2 separate regions of the Homo sapiens genome follow, and region 2 is linked to region 1. A link is a loop called in an ENCODE intact Hi-C map of the cell type or tissue named here. Cell type or tissue: prostate gland. All regions are shown on one strand.

Evidence for each region. Peaks named below come from ENCODE experiments on the same cell type or tissue, not always from the same donor. Only the 100,000 strongest peaks of a DNase experiment are listed, where the experiment ranks them.
Region 2: a loop joins it to region 1, with 3 times the contacts of the local background. A loop is called at or near these places in 3 of 110 quality-filtered maps.

The regions. Positions count from the first base shown.
Region 1 is chr1:12,310,326-12,318,325 of GRCh38, forward strand. VPS13D (vacuolar protein sorting 13 homolog D) reads left to right here. Exons shown (of 70, transcript NM_015378.4): 28 at 1,129-1,300; 29 at 1,488-1,600; 30 at 3,790-4,002; 31 at 7,747-8,000. Among named protein-coding and RNA genes, the nearest start is that of VPS13D, 84 kb to the left of the region's middle. In prostate gland, CTCF peaks have their summits at 4,202 and 4,401; no DNase peak of the experiment used is centred here; H3K27ac peaks cover 507 bases.
Region 2 is chr1:12,536,750-12,544,749 of GRCh38, forward strand. No RefSeq gene overlaps it. Among named protein-coding and RNA genes, the nearest start is that of LINC02766, 15 kb to the left of the region's middle. RefSeq lists enhancers at 3,603-4,251, 4,814-5,108. In prostate gland, no CTCF peak of the experiment used is centred here; a DNase peak (open chromatin) is centred at 3,380; H3K27ac peaks cover 2,978 bases.

The DNA.
Region 1 (8,000 bases):
GGCTTTTCTCTGCAGACAAAATAACTTTTCTTATATACCTCTGCCATTTCAAACACTAGCCCTCTCTATACTTAGAGCATAGTGTCTGTAGGATTCACAATGCCCAGTTCACCCATGGGAGGTTAGAGAAAGCTTTTTAGTATTGAGATGAGGTACAGATGTGTGCCCCTCCCCCTCTTCAACTTTACTTCTGTCCATCCCAGCTGAGATGACGAACCTATTCAGAGTTTATCCTCATGTCCCATCTGGGCTCAGTATGAAACACTGGTGTTTGCCTTTAGTTACCACTAAATCCAAAGAGTTAAATAAAGATCTTGGCATCTTTTCTTTATTGCTTTCCCAAGTGTAATATTTAAGCTCTTTGTGAGTCTCATGAGGTTTTCCTTATTAATAGATTAGTTACCTCATACTAGGTTTAAGGATTTCCCTCCCTCCATTTCTTGCTCCTTCCTTCCTTCCTTCCTTCCTTCCCTCCCTCCCTCCCTCCCTCCCTCCTTCCCTCCTTCCTTCCTTCCCTCCTTCCCTCCTTCCTTCCTTCCCTCCTTCCCTCCTTCCCTCCTTCCCTCCTTCCCTCCTTCCCTCCTTCCCTCCCTCTCTCCCTCTCTCCCTCCCACAGGGTCTCACTCTGTCACACAGGCTGGAATACAGTGGCACGATCACAGCTTACTGCACCCTTGACTTCCTGGGCTCAAGTGAACCCCCACCTCAGCCTCCTGAGTAGCTGGGACCACAAGTGCACACCACCATGCCCAGTTAATTTTTGCATTTTTTGTAGAGATGGGGTTTCACTATGTTGTCCAGGCTGGTCTCGAACTCCTGGGCTCAAGTGATCCTCCCACCTCAGCCTCCCAAAGTGCTGGGATTATAGGTGTGAGCCACCACACCTGGCCTGGTTTGAGGATTTTCTAAATGTAAATTTTGGGAGAAAAGGGGCTTTTTGTAGTTGAAGCATGACAGTCATATTAACTTGCTTCATTTGGAGCTACATGAAATTTTTGTCATTGGAAGTAGGAATTACCTACTTGATAATGTAGGTGAGTACATTTTAGCCCCGTTGTTTGGGCGTGAGCTATGTCAGTGTTAAGTTAGTGACTTGTCTGTGTAAGTGATCTTTTTTCTTTTTCATAGAGAAATAAGTCATACTGTGCCAGACATATCTATCCATGGCAATCTCTCCTCAGTCCACTGCTCTCTGGATCTGTATAAATACAAGCTGATCCGCGGCTTATTAGAGAACAACCTGGGAGAACCCATAGAGGAATTTATGCGGCCTTATGATTTACAAGATCCAAGAATTCATGTGAGTGAGACCTTATGTTCTTCTGTCACTCTCATAGTCTCAGCTGACGGTCACCCTGTGTATCTATTCCTCAAACTCACTTGGAGAAAGAAGGTGGAGCAACAAGCAAATTAGATTTCTTGGCGTATGAGCCTGTTTTTAGGATGGCATCATCAGCTGTGGATTGACGAGCATTTTCCTTTTGTAGACTGTCCTGAGTGGAGAAGTGTACACCTGTATGTGCTTCCTCATTGATATGGTGAATGTAAGTCTGGAGCTTAAAGATCCAAAAAGAAAAGAAGGTGCTGGGTCCCTAGCCAGGTATGCCTTTGATTATATTATTATACTGTTAGTAACAGTATCCAAATAATACACATGTTTTGCATTGACACAGAGCAGAGGTTGCAGAGTGGTGGCCCACAGATGGAATGTTGTCTGCAGAGTGTCTTTTGGTTGATCTACACAGTGCTTTTGAAAAGTTTAGATTCATGCTCTATCAGTCAACATAGGTTAGGTTATGCTGTAGTAACAGACAACCCCAAAGTATCAGTGACTTAAAACAGTGAAGATCTTTTTCTCCCTCATACTCTGTGACCATTGTGGGTCTGGGCTGCTCTGCTTGTTGTAGTCGCTTAGGGTGACAGAGCAGCTAGTGTTTTGATGTGCCAGCGGGAAAAATGAGCTCTGAATGGTGTTGAATGGCAACTAAATGCTCTGGCAGACTTTGTGGAACTAAAATATGGTCCCACACAGGGTGATGGAGTCAGAAAGTCCTGTCTTGCTGTGTGTCTGAGTAGTTACGGGGTGGGAGATGCAGAACCACTTGATGTGCAGCATTGATGCCTTGCTGGCCAACATTTTCAAAGTTAGGGGCTAGGCGCAGTGGCTCAGGCCTGTAGTCCCAGCACTTTAGGAAGCCAAGGAAGGAGGATTGCTTGAGGCCAGGAATTCCAGACTGGCCTGGGCAACATAGTGAGAGACCCTGTCTCTACAAAAAATTAAAAAACTAGCTGCGCATGGTGGTGCATGCCTGTAGTCCCAGCTACTCAAGGCGTTAAGGTGAGAGAATCACTTGAACCAGGAGATTGAGGCTGCAGTGAGCCATGATCACACCACTGCACTCCAGCCTAGGTGACAGCTGAAACCTGGTCCCTCCCGCCCCAAAAAGTTGCAGGATTTTATATAAAAGGTTTGTATTTAGCTTCTTTTGAAAAACTGGAAGCTTTGGCAATACTAGGTCCATGTTCTCACTTGGAAGCATCTGGAAGCGGAGTAGCAATTGCTCCCTTGAAATGGGGCATATGCTTACCTAGTCCTTCGCTTATTTCTGTCACTTCCTTAGTCAGTGTAAATGTATGAATTCGTGATTACTGGTGTGGAACTTTAAAAAGTGCATTTCACACTTAATAACCTTTTCATGTTGATCTCTTATCAGTCCTGTAAGCTGGGCGTACATCACTCTTTTCCAGATAGAGTTTCTGACTAGCTTAAGGTCGTATGACTGGGAAAGTGGTTTGGCATTTGAAAACAGGACTTCAAGGCCAGTGATTCCCTGCTGAAGCACTCTGTCTTCTAGTTAGTCTTTCTGTTGAAAGTCCGCCACGGTCTGTACCTAACTCAGCTGGTGAGAGCGTTGCATACTGAAACTGTGGTCCCACATTGGTGGTCTTGTGAGCTAGCAATTTTATTCTTTCCTTTTTTTTTTTTTTTTTTTTTTTTTTAAGACAGAATCTCTCTCTGTTGCCCAGGCGGGACTGCAGTGGTGCCATCTCGGCTCACTGCAACCTCCACATCCCTGGCTCAAGTGATCCTCCCACCTCAGCCCCACCGAGTAGCTGGGACTACAGGCATGAGCCACGTCACCCAGCGATTTTCTGTGATGATTGGCTGTGCCCTTAGTTTTTCTCAATATGGAATAATTCTGTATGTATTGTCATAATGGTACCGAGTAATTATGAATTCCTCATTGCAGCTTTCTCGGTTATGAAAAAACGATGGTTCCAAATGCATTTCCTGTTGGTAGATTAGTTGAATTATTCTCCATGTGAAGAGTATTATTTGTTCCCAGTACACTACAGCAGTTTCACATAAACAGTTGGACAGACCCTGGAGAGTGAAACATCCAGGCAAGCTAGAAGCTGACAGATGAAGGCCCAGAGGGACCCTTGACATCCTTTGGGGATATACAGCCTTCTTAGACTTCTGATGGGTCATGGGAATGATAACGGATTCAGAATATGTTAAACATGTGGTATTGTTACTTCTCATGCCGTTCCTATGAACAAGATCATCTCTTTGGAACTGGAAAAGTAAGATCCAAGGCACAGTGACACTAACTCCATTTTGAGGAGTCTATTAACAGAATCAACAAGAAAACTCAGAATGAAAGTTATTCTCCTTATGGGACTTAGATATATTTTTGATTTTGCTCGTTATCTCGAACTTATATACTTTTGTAAAATGGAAGAGTTGTGTTTCACATCTTGCTTGCTTTCTTTTCTCTCTTTTAGATTTGACTTCAAGAAATGCAAACTGCTCTATGAAAGTTTTTCCAACCAAACCAAGTCCATTAACTTGGTTTCCCATTCCATGATGGCTTTTGACACCCGTTATGCTGGGCAGAAGACCAGCCCTGGCATGACGAATGTGTTCAGCTGTATCTTTCAGCCCGCTAAGAACAGCAGCACCACCCAAGGGTCCATTCAGATTGAACTACATTTCAGGTAGCAGGTCCAGACCCTTCTCTGCCTTTCTTTGTGGAGACATTCCCTTTTGGGTCACGTCTTTGTTGGCTTTAGAACATCAAAAAACCAAGGAATCACTAGACAGATAAATAGATAATGGCTTAATCAGTGCAGTGTACTGTATATTAATGCATTATTCCTATAATCTTGCAGTTTCATTTATTGGCCAAAAGATGTCTCTGTTGCCTTTAAAAATAAAGTAGTTAAGAATTGAGCCTTAAAATCAATCTCCTTGTAAGCTGTAGACTGTTTTAATTTGTAAAGTGGCTTGGAGAAGGAAGAAATTATGCTGGTTTAAGGAAAAAAGTAAAAAGACTTTTGGTCTTTACAAATAATGGAAGGGAAGGTGGGTTTGACTTGAATTACCCATTCAAGTCTTACTGACTCATTATCCATGTATACATAGTTTTTACCTTTTTGAATTAGGTTATATTTTTCTTTCTGGTATTATGGGAGGCAGTGTTCTATATAGAAAGAACATATATTTTGGAATCAGACAGATCTGGGCTGAAAACCTTGCTCTCCTATTATCTAGCTATGTGTCCTTAGACAAGTTGTTTAGCCCCTTTGAGCCTCAACTTCCTCTTATATAAAATAGAAAATTACCTATACCCACCTCATGGGGTAGAGGTAATAATTAAAGTAATTCTGGCATATTGCTTGGCACAGTTGGCAGCTGTCATTGTTATGCTGATATAACATGTTGTTTTATGATATACCATTTGCTGATGTTATGGCTGAACATAGACCTTAAAACTGAAAAATTAGGCCTGGTCTAAAGAAGTCTTTCAGTGAAAACCCAAAAAGGAGACCCTCCCTTCTGTTAGTGCTTCATGTCATCAGACATGTTGTAAGTATAAACCACTAAGTAAAAAGATTGTGAAAAACTTTGTGTTTAAGCAAAAAACAGAACAAAAAGTCATCAGGATTATTCTTACATGTTTCTGTATGCCTGACATTTCAATGTGCTGTTCAGAATTCCCCAGGGTTTAGGTTTTGTTTTGTTTTTCGAGAGAGGTCATGATTTCTTCATATGCCTTTAGGAAATCTAGCAGAGTAGACATTTACATTTTTTTATGAACTTTAAAAGTTCAGGAGTAGGAATCCTAATTGCCTCTTATTGGGCCCTGCCATGAGCCAGGCACTTTAGCTACGCTCAGTATAATCCTGACAAGTCTGCAGAGGGGATGACTTCTTCCTCATTTTGCAGTTTCCAAGTTAGAAACTTGGATAAGGGTTAGTTCACTCTTCTAAGGTCACACAGCTCGTAGGTCAAGAAATCAGAGCTCAAACCTGGGTATGTGATGTTAAAGCCCATGATGTTTCCAACAGTCTTTGGACCTATCAGGTGTCTCGTCATTGGGCTGATTGCAGTCATGTGATAAGATGGCCCCATTTTGCAGTTCATTTGGTTGAAGATGTTTCCTTTGAACAAGAGGCTGGCATCTGTTTGTTCCATCTGGAGAAACATTTCTTTTTTTTTTTTGAGACGTAGTCTCACTCTGTCGCCTAGGCTGGAGTGCAGTGGCACGATCTCAGCTCACTGCAACCTCCGCCTCCCGGGTTCAAGTGATTCTCCTGTCTCAGCCTCCTGAGTAGCTGGGACTACAGGCTCCTGCCACCATGGCTGGCTAATTTTTGTATTTTTAGTAGAAACGGGGTTTCACCATATTGGCCAGGCTGGTCTCAAACTCCTGACCTTGTGATCTGCCCGCCTCAGCCTCCCAAAGTGCTGGGATTACAGGTGTGAGCCACCGTGCCCGGCCGAGAAACATTTCTTTTTGAGTTTACTTTATTATTATTGATCTGGCTTCTTAGACTGTCAGGTAGTTGTCTCCTTCTTATCATATTTTTAATATACAGGGAGCCTGGAAATATTTGTGTATTATAGGTGTATAATTGGAGTCAAATAATAAAGCCTTACCTTGGCTCTTGCTAACAGAAATACTATTGTTAGCAAGAGGAGTGAAATGTTCTTTAGATGGGAATTTTTGAACGCCTTTCGTGTCTGAAGAAGAATTACTCTTCTGTTGGGATCTTGTGTGTCAAATATAAATCACTTCACAGTGTTTAAAGGCTTGAAATATTTTCCAGAAAAGGGATCCAACACACTGTGACTTTCCAGTTAAATACAGAACTCTGACAATCTATGTTCAAAATGGGGTGGAAAAATTTTACTGAGGGCAACATTTTTTCTCCATTACACAAGAGTAGAGTGTTTCTGTGAAAAATGCTGTGTCTGTAAGAAGGAGCCATGCATCATGCTGCCCTTTTACTAGAGGCAGTGAGCCAGGTTTAGGGGAAATGAGGAGCAGAGAAACCAGCCTCAGAAATATTTCCAAGTTAGCTTTTCCCACATAGGAATACCTTTTATGTCAGGGAACCAGGTACATGTAGTAGCTACAACCCCAGAGTCGCTTTTGGGCTTACGGAACCAAGTTCAACCCAGAAAACCGCATTCAAGTGCTCCAGCCCCTGTTTCTCTTGTCCTACTCATCTGAGGCCTTATCCATTAGTAGGCTGGGCCTGCTGATGTACTAATAGGGCCTGGATGAAGCCCCTGACTGCATCATGGTTTGAAGTCAGGCCTGAGAGTCCTCGCTGGGTTTTCACGTCAAATGTAGACTTCGGAGCAATGGCAACTTGTCCCCCCACCCCCACCCCAACTCTACCTCTAGGTTACTTAGGGGACATTTATCCCTGGTAAATGTCATCTTACTTGTTCTCCTCGGGCCAAAAGATCTGGGCTGTCAGGTCAGTTTCAATTAGAGAAACAATCTAGTACTAGTGTGTGTAAACTTGGTATTATTTATAAAGAAATGATCCTAGACGTCAAAGAAGGAGTGCCTCATTGATCTTCTTGAAATAGCCCATAGGGAAAGAAAGTGACATTTATCAAATGACTGCTTTGTGCCTGGTGCTTTATTTCTTATCATATTAATATTCTTCATTTTATAAGTAGGGAAACAGGCTGAGAGAAGGTAGGTGGCTTTCGTAAGATAACACAGCTCGTAAATGGCAGTATTTAAGTCTGCGTCTCTGACTTCAAAGCCTGTGCTCTTTATCATACCAGAATTTCTTGACCTTAGCACTATCAACGTTTTGGGTCAGATAATTCCTTATTATGGGGCTGTCCTGTACATCGTGGGTTAGTTAACAGCATCCCTGGCCTCTACCTATACTAGATAGCAATAGCAACCCCCTCTAGTTGCAATTGCAATTGAAATGTGAATAAAAAATGTCTCCAAGGGCCAGGTGCAGTGGCCCACATCTGTAATCCTAGCACTTTGGGAGGCTGAGGCGGGAGGATCACTTGATCCCAGGAGTTTGAAGTTACAGTGAGCTGTGATCGTGCCACTGCATTCCAGTCTGGGCAACAGAGTGTGACCCTGTCTCTTAAAAAAAAAAGAAAAGAAATAATGTCTTCAGGGGAGCAAAACCATCTGATTGAGAACCACTGAGCTATACTACCTATGCTGCTTTCTTATAAAATGTTCCTTGTTGTTTAAAAATATGATTAACTTATTATACTGAATGTGTTATTAAACCAGTAATACACTGAATGTGTTATTCAACCAGTGTTCAAAGTTTACTGATACTCAAAGCAGGCAGTTTGGAAAATACCGGAATACCACCTGCCAAAACTGAGCAGTACATTTGCAGGTTATTGAAATAACCATGTTTCTTTTTTCCTATTTATTTTCTCCTGTCTTCTTTTTATAGATCTACCAAGGATTCCTCCTGCTTTACAGTAGTTCTCAACAATCTCCGTGTGTTTCTCATATTTGACTGGCTACTGTTAGTCCATGATTTTCTCCACACTCCCAGTGATATTAAGAAACAAAATCATGTTACTCCTTCTCGCCACCGTAACTCTAGCAGCGAATCTGCTATAGTTCCCAAAACTGTGAAGAGTGGAGTAGTTACCAAGCGGTCTTCCCTTCCTGTGTCCAATGAAAGGCACCTGGAGGTCAAGG
Region 2 (8,000 bases), 230 kb after region 1:
AATTTCTCCTTTTCTCTGAGCCCTTGCCAATTAAGCTTTCATCCCCACAACCTCACCCTTTCCAGATAATCAATGACATTCATATTTCAAACTCTAATCTTCATGATAAGGCCTTATCTAATCTGAATAAAAGCTGTATTTGTCATGATTGAGCACTCTCTCTCCTTCTTTTTTTTTTTTTTTTTGAGATGGAGTCTCATTCTGTCACCCAGGCTGGAGTGCAGTGGCACAATCTTGGCTCACTGCAACCTCTGCCTCCTGGGTTCAGGTGATTCTCCTGCCTCAGCCTCCTGAGTAGCTGGAACCACAGGTGCGTGCCACCACGCCCGGCTAATTTTTTGTACTTTTAGTAGAGTTGGGTTTTCACCATGTTAGCCAGGATGGTCTCGATCTCCTGGCCTCGTGATCTGCCCACCTTGGCCTCCCAAAGTGCTGGGATTACAGGCGTGAGCCACCGTGCCCAGCCACTCTCTCCTTCTTGAAAGTTTTTTTTTTTTTACTTTGTTTCCAGAATACCCAATTCCTTCATTTTCCTCCTACTTCACTCGTTATTCTTTGTTCTCATCTTCCTGGCCTCCAAATGTTGGAGAGCCGCAGCATTCACTGTAAGTCCTCTTCCTTTCTTCAGCCAAACTCTCCTTGGTTATCTCTCTGAGTCCTATGGCTTTAAATATCATCTGTATATGGGCAGGTCTCATAGTCTTATCTCCCGCCTGAATTTCTGCCCTGAAATTCAAACTCAGAGCTCCATCTGCCTCTCAATGTCTCCATTTAGAAGCCTAAAAAGCATGCCTTACTTAACATGTCCAAAACTGACCAAGCCTGCCTCTCCTTTGGTCTTACCCATCTTAATAAATAACTCCATTTTCCCAGTTGCTCAAGCCAACCATTTTGGAATCATCCTGGAAACTTCTCTTTTATTCGAACCCCATATCCAATCCATCAGAAAATCCTGTTGGCCCGACCTTGGAAAGCTACCCCACCATCATCTCCCTCCTGGATTATTACTGTAGCATTCTCAATGGTTCCTTGCTTCCTCCCTTGCCTCCTGTGCCAGCTGAGACCACTGCAGAATGTAGATGAGCTGTATCCTCTGACAGATACAGAGATTGCAGAGAGGTTAGCAGACGGGCTGATTACAAGCTGCGGGTGGGATCAGGGGTACCAACAAGAGACGGTGACGTATCCTCTTACCATCCCTAAGATGGGTGAGAGTCAAAGCTGCCGGCCCCCTGATAGGAGCCATAGCCTTTGGTAGAAAAAGTCAGCTACTTCCAAACTACAGCCTAGTGGAGACAGAGAGCCAGGGAAATCAATACCCTCCCCTCTCCTCTTGCCCTCTGATCTCCTGCTCTGTCTCCCACTGGCTGAGCCTAACTGGAAGCTGGAGGGTTGGGGAGCCCACTGATATAGTCCACAGAGGGCAGCCTCCCAGGGCAGAGAGCAGGGTGAACAAAGGGAGAGTAAATTTAGAAGGCAAATGGTGAATATCCCAAACCCCTCTGCTTGCCCACAGCTGCACACACCATCCATGGCCCAGTCTTCATGTAGCTGCCAGAGTGATCTATGCACTACTGGGGACCAGAGGTGAGGGGTGGGGGTCACAGGATGGATGGAGCCTGGATCTATGGGACACTAAAGGGAGGAGGGCTGCTTGCCCACCAGGAATGCTGATCTTTCCTTAAGAGAGCAAGATAAAAACCTCTATTGTGTTTGAGTTACTAAATGTTTGGGAGTCTATTACAGTTTAGCCACTTATCTTAGACACATGTAAAGCAAGGGTAATAGTTATATCATCCCTACAGGGCTATCAGGGGAATTAAATAAGCTATAATTGCTTAGAACAATGCTTGGCATAAGTTCTTAAGCAATGGTAACAATTATTATTATTATTACTATTATTATTGAGACAGTCTCAGTCTGTCTCCCAGTCTGGAGTGCAGTGGTGCAATCTCAGCTCATTGCAACCTCTGCTTCCTGTGCTCAAGTGATCTTCCCACCTCAGCTTCCCGAGTAGCTGGGACTACAGGCACACGTCACCATGCCTGGCTAATTTTTTGTAGAGACAGGGTTTTGCCATGTTGCCCAGGCTGGTCTTGAACTCCTGGCAGATCCTCAAGTGATCTCCCTGCCTTGGCCTCACAAAGTGCTGGAATTACAGGTGTGAGTCACTGCACCCGGTCCAATTATTATTTTTATTTAATATGTAAAATTAATATGAAAGCATACTATTAATTATGTTTTTGCGAATGCCTTGTTATAGACTTTGAGGGGTTCTTCCAGAGAGTTGAAGAATTGTGGAGTGTGTGTGTGTGTGTGTGTGTGTGTGTGTGTGTGTGTATACATATATATATAGAGAGAGAGAGAGAATTCCAGCCACCTCACCCCACACCCCAAGAGGCTGCTGATCCACTTGCCCTCCAGGCAGAGTGCCCAGGAGAAAAGAGAGCTGGTTCCTGACTTGCTTTAGGATGGGGCAGACGTTCCTCTGTGCCATGTTCCAGGCCAAAACCTTATGAAGGCCTAGCACCTTCACTCATGTGCTTTTGGGAGCCCCAAGTCACTGAATAGTCTGGCTACCCTGCAGGACAGACCACATGGAGAGGCCATGTAAGACAGGGAGAGAGGCCCCGAGACTCCACAGGGACAGAGAGACAGGCACAGCCATCCTCGTGAACCAGGTGTCCCAGCCTTCTGGGTGTCCCCACAAAGATGCCACATGCCTGAGCCATGTTGAACCCTTCAGCCCAGAAGAGCCCCAGCAAACAGCCCCTCCAGCCACCACCCCAGCAGATGATGGAGCAGATGATTCACCTAGCTGAGCCCTGTCCACCCTCAGGTTCAAACAAGATCATCAAATGGCTGGGTGTTTTTTTGTTTGGTTGGTTTGGTTTGGTTTTTTGAGAGAGGGTCTTGCTCTGTGGCCCAGGCTAGAGTGCAAGTGACTCAGTGCAGCCTTGAACTCCTGGACTCAAGTGATCTTCCTGCCTCAGCCTCCTGAGTGGCTGGGACTACAGGTGTGCCCCATTAATCCAGCTAATTTTTATATTTTTTGATAGAGGTGGGATCTCACTATGTTGGCCAGGCTGGTCTCGAACTCCTGACCTCAAGCAATCCTCCCACTTTGGTCTCTCAAAGTGCTAGTTTTACAGACATGAGTCACCATGCCTGGAGATAATTGTTTTAAGCCATAAAGTTTTGGGGTGGTTTGTGACGTTGCCACAACAGCAAGCCGAGCCTGCCCGTGTGAGCAGGAGGTGGGTGGGTACTTGCTGCTTTGAATTTCCCTTCCAGTTGGGGGAGCTGGAAATTCAAAGTCGCAAGTACCCACCCCACCCGCTGCTCACATACGCAGGCTTGGGAAGGAACGGAACACCAAGGGCCGGCTGCTTGGGTGTGTTGCAACCAGACGCCCGCAGGCCTTGGATGGATGGAATTCTCCAGGCATCCGTGGTGGGGGGACCGGCTCCTGCCCCCTTGGCCGAGAGGGCTGAGCTCACTCAGCGTCTCCATTCCTCTTCTTGATTGGCACTTTAATGAGGGCAGAAGGGGCTGACCCCCTGCCAGGGGACCGGTTCATGCCCCGTTTATCTCACAGCCCGAGTCAGACTAAAACAACATCGCAGGCCGAGCGGCCAGGAGCCAGCAGGGCCGGGAGCCCCCGCCCTCGGTGATGGATTGAGTGACCGCGGCGAGTTGGCAGCTGAAGTGTGTGGTGGCCGCACCGTCCTGTCAGCCTGCAACAAAGGAGGCCGGCCTGGCCCGGCCCTCACGCCAAACGGCTCCCCTCCCAGGGACAGCTCCGAAGGCTGCCTTTCCCTCCACCCTCCCCCAACTCCAACGCCAAGTTCCCAGAGGCAGGCTGAGGCCAGAGCCCAGTGTGCGGGGAGGGGCACTGTCCTGGGGTCCTGGGTGCGGTGCATGGGGGTGGGAAATCCTGGGCTTGCAGGCGGAGCTGGTGCTGAGAACGTCCTCTCGGGCTCCTGGCTTCAGGGCCCAGCACTGGACCCTTCCTGACGGTGCAGAGGAGGGGCTCCCTGGTCCAGCAATCCCTGAAGGATCCCAGCTGGGCCTTTTACTTGCTGTGCAACCTTGAGTGAGTTTGTCAACCTCTCTGAACCTCTCCTCATCTGTCAGAGGCGAATCCTGCTTATAACTACATCCCTGGGTTCTTTTGAGGATGAAATGAGACTTGCTGGCAGAGCCTCCCTTCCAGAAAGCAGGCTCCTACACGTGAGGCCTCGGTTTACCTGGGCGGTACTGACCATCTCCCCAGTGCCCCTGCCTGGGTTGAATGACTCTGAGAGGAGCCACTGGTGGTAAAGAACCCCCCAACTCCCGCTGTCAGGAATTGTCACCAGCTGCCACCATAAGTACCACAGCGCTGCAGCTTAGGGGTAGACCCCTTTTTACACATGGAGAAACTGAAGCTCAGAGACGTAAATGTGCCCAGTGTCCTGCAGAGAGTGAGACAGGTCAGGGACGCCAACCCAGAGCTGCCTGGCTCCGAAGTCTATGCGGCTGCTCCCAAGGCCCTGAGCTGTGGGCTGGAATTTCCCTGTAAGGACAGGGTCGTAAGTGACAGCCCCCAGTGCTCGCAGAGGCAAAGGGCCAGAGCCTGATTTGCAACGTGCGCCTCGACAGCCATGAAGTGCTCCAGGGGGGCAGCCTTTCCCATGCCTTCCTGGGGCCACAGAGTGCAGTTGAGCTCAGCAGCTTGGAGGAGGTGCAGGGGGCCGGCCTCAGCCCCTGGGTCTCCAGGTGTGGGGACCTACATCAGGAACAGGACAGTCTTTGCAGTCCCAGCTGCTCTGTCCCCAGAGCTGGGGAGGGGAGAAGACAGAGCTGGACAAATGGCTCATCAGATCCCAGAGAGCCCTGGAAGGGGAGGAAGGGGCCTTCCCGGGCCTTGTCTGGATAGCTCAGTCCTCCCAGGAGGGGAAGAAACCAGCCTCCGCTTGCAGATTTCACCTCCCTGTGAACTCCCAAAGGGCGGGAGGCCAAGCCGCAGCTGAGGTCAGAGAAAGTAGCAGGGTGACCGTGGGGCTCCACGTGGCCCTCCCTCACTCTCTGCCACGGGCCCTCCAAAAACAGGCTTCTGCCCCTCAGCGCCTCCAACAGCCTTTCCCCACCACCAGACAAAAGATGAGCTGAGCTGCCCAGCTGGTGGATCAGGGCTCTGAGGGTGGGCTAAACCAGTAGAGGCTTCCCCCAAACTCTGATTCACCAGACGAGGAGAAACCCAGCCTTTTGGCCCCAAGAATCCCGGTGCCCCACCCTGGATCCAGCCCTGAGTGGGCCCTTAAAACTGTTTCCTCCCACCCCAAGTGCTTTGCATCTATTATTCCCTTTGTGTCAAAAAGTCTTGTCCCCATTTGCCCGGTTAATTCTAAGTCAGCCATCAGAGCTCATGACACAGGTCGCTTCCTCAGGGAAGCCTTCCGTGACTGACACCCCTCCTGGCAGACCCCTGGTCAGAATAAGTCCCTCCCTGTACCGTAGTCCACGTGGCTCTGCCAGCCCTTCCTTTGCAGCTTTGCGCATGTTAAATGTCATGTTTCGTGGATTTGTGTTGATGATAAGCTCCCGATGCAGAGATGGTAGGGACCATCTCTGCTCACGTGTCTGTCCCCAGGCCCAGAAGACAGCCTGGCACACGGCAGGTGCCTGATGAGCACTTGTGGACTGGATGGCATTGGCCAGTGTGCATCTCCCAGGAACTCTGCTGTGAACTCCGCTTGGGCAGGGACATGTCTGTTTTGTTCACCATTGTGTCCCCAAAATTCAAAGTCTTGCACCTAGAACACTCTTGTTGGATATTTGATAATGAGTGAGTTTGCTGCAAAAGGAAAAAAAGCAAGAACAATAACAATTACCACCATAAAATAAGAAAACGGACCCAGAATAGAATTTGAGGCAAGAGACCCTCTGAATGAGGAGATTCTAAGTCCTTTCATTCCAGAAGAATTATCCTGTGTGCTTCAGTGAGCCAAATCCCCAGGGAACAAATGACATCAGGGAAAGCTGCCTGAGCCCAGGACAAAATCAACTAAATTGCTCCAACTGGTAAACCTCCTGGCTCTCATTTCAGCCCACTGAGTCTTAGAGAGTTGGTGGCGGGGGGCGGTGGGGGGGTTGGGGGTAGAGCATAGAATAGCAGGAGTGTGACTCTAATGTAACCCAGGACAGGAAATGTTTCCAATGTTCTAAATTTTGTGGACAAAGTAAAATGTCAGGAAACAGGAAGCAAAAGAGTGGCTACAATATATAAAGAATTCATTAAAATAAACAAGAAAAACATTGAGTTTAATGTAGACAAACAGAGGACGTGAAAGAATCACTTACATATGAAGAAACTAGAGTTGGGCAGTCAGCATTCATTGAATGCTTATCTGTATTAGACACTGAAGTAAGTTTTACATCTCACTTCATTAGCACAGGGAGTATAGCAAGAAAATCCAACCAAATGGCCAAGCACAGTGGCTCCCACCTATAATACCAGCACTTTGGGAGGCCAAGGTGGGAGAATTACTCGAGCCCAAGAGTTCAAGAGAAGCCTGAGCAGCATAGCGAGATCTCATCTCTACAGATAAAATAATTGGCTAGGGATGGTGGCACTCACCAGTGGTTCCGGCTACTGGGGAGGCTGAGGTGGGAGGATCATTTGAGTCCAGGAGGTCGAGGCTGCAGTGAGCCATCCAGGATAATGCCACCACACTTCAGCCTGGGCGACAGAGATCCTGTCAAAAAAAAAAAAAAGAAAGAAAGAAAAAAGAAAAAGAAAGAAGAAAGAAAGAAAGAAGAAAGAAAGAAAGAAAGAAAGAAAATCCAACCAACAAATGTACGTTTCTAATTTTTTTGTATATTATTTACAAAGTTCTATAATCCTTTTGTTTGTCCCAAGAAAATTCCTGCATTCCTGTCTTAATTAAATCTCTCCAACCAACCAGTTTTCTGCAGAATATAATTCATTCATTCAGGTATGAAATGATGAAAACTGTTTACATAGCCACAACCCTGATAACTACGTCTGGGATGAAATTAATTTATTTCTGAGGCGTCTGGGTTCCGCAGATGACGTAATTACTATTGGACATTCAAACTACTCCTAAGACTCATTTAGGGTAGTTCTGAGACACACTGGCAATATGGAAATAGGTCGTAAGTTCTTGGGGCAAAGACCATGTTTTGATTTTGCTATTCTGAAAGTACCGCATGTATCTAAAGCTCCTATAAATAAACAAATCAAGATCAAATGATTGGTTGAATTGGACAAAAAGAAAAACTTACCAGCTGGAAATGGCAGCATTCCCAGTTTATATCTGACCCGGTTGGGGCTCAGAGGTTAATTAACATGGCAAGCTCACGTGCTCTGAGTTCACGTGATTGTCCTCACTCATCATCAAAGAGGGGGAAACTAAGGCAGTATTAAGAGGCTATTTTATATTTACAAAATGAATTTAAAACAAGGTTTTTTTCTTTGAGACAAGGTCTCGCTCTGGCACCCAGATTGGAGTCCAGTGGTGTGATCATGGCTTAGTGCAATCTGCCCATCTCAGTGGGACCACGGGTGGAACTGCCCGCATGTGCCACCATGCCCGGCTAATTTTAATTTTTTTTTGGTAGAAAAAGGGCCTCCCTATCTCCCTATGTTGACCAGACTTGTCTTAAACTCCTGGGCTCAAGTGATCCTCCTGCCTCAGCCTCCCAAAGTGCAGGTATTACAGGCATGAGCCACTGCACCAGGAAAAGAAAAGTGTTCTCAAGGTCACACCCAGGATTCTGAAGCATGCAGAGAAATTCAGGTACTCACTCTGCTGTTGAAGGTATTGCAAATTGCTGTCGTACTTAGAAATTAACTCACACCCAGAGAAAGAAAGTCATAAAACGATGTTTCCATCCCAGTAATTCTCTATTGGAATTCATCCCAAGGAAAAGGTTTATGAGATGCAAAGGGCCAGAACCATTCAAACATGCACGGCTGCATTATTGTGAGCGGA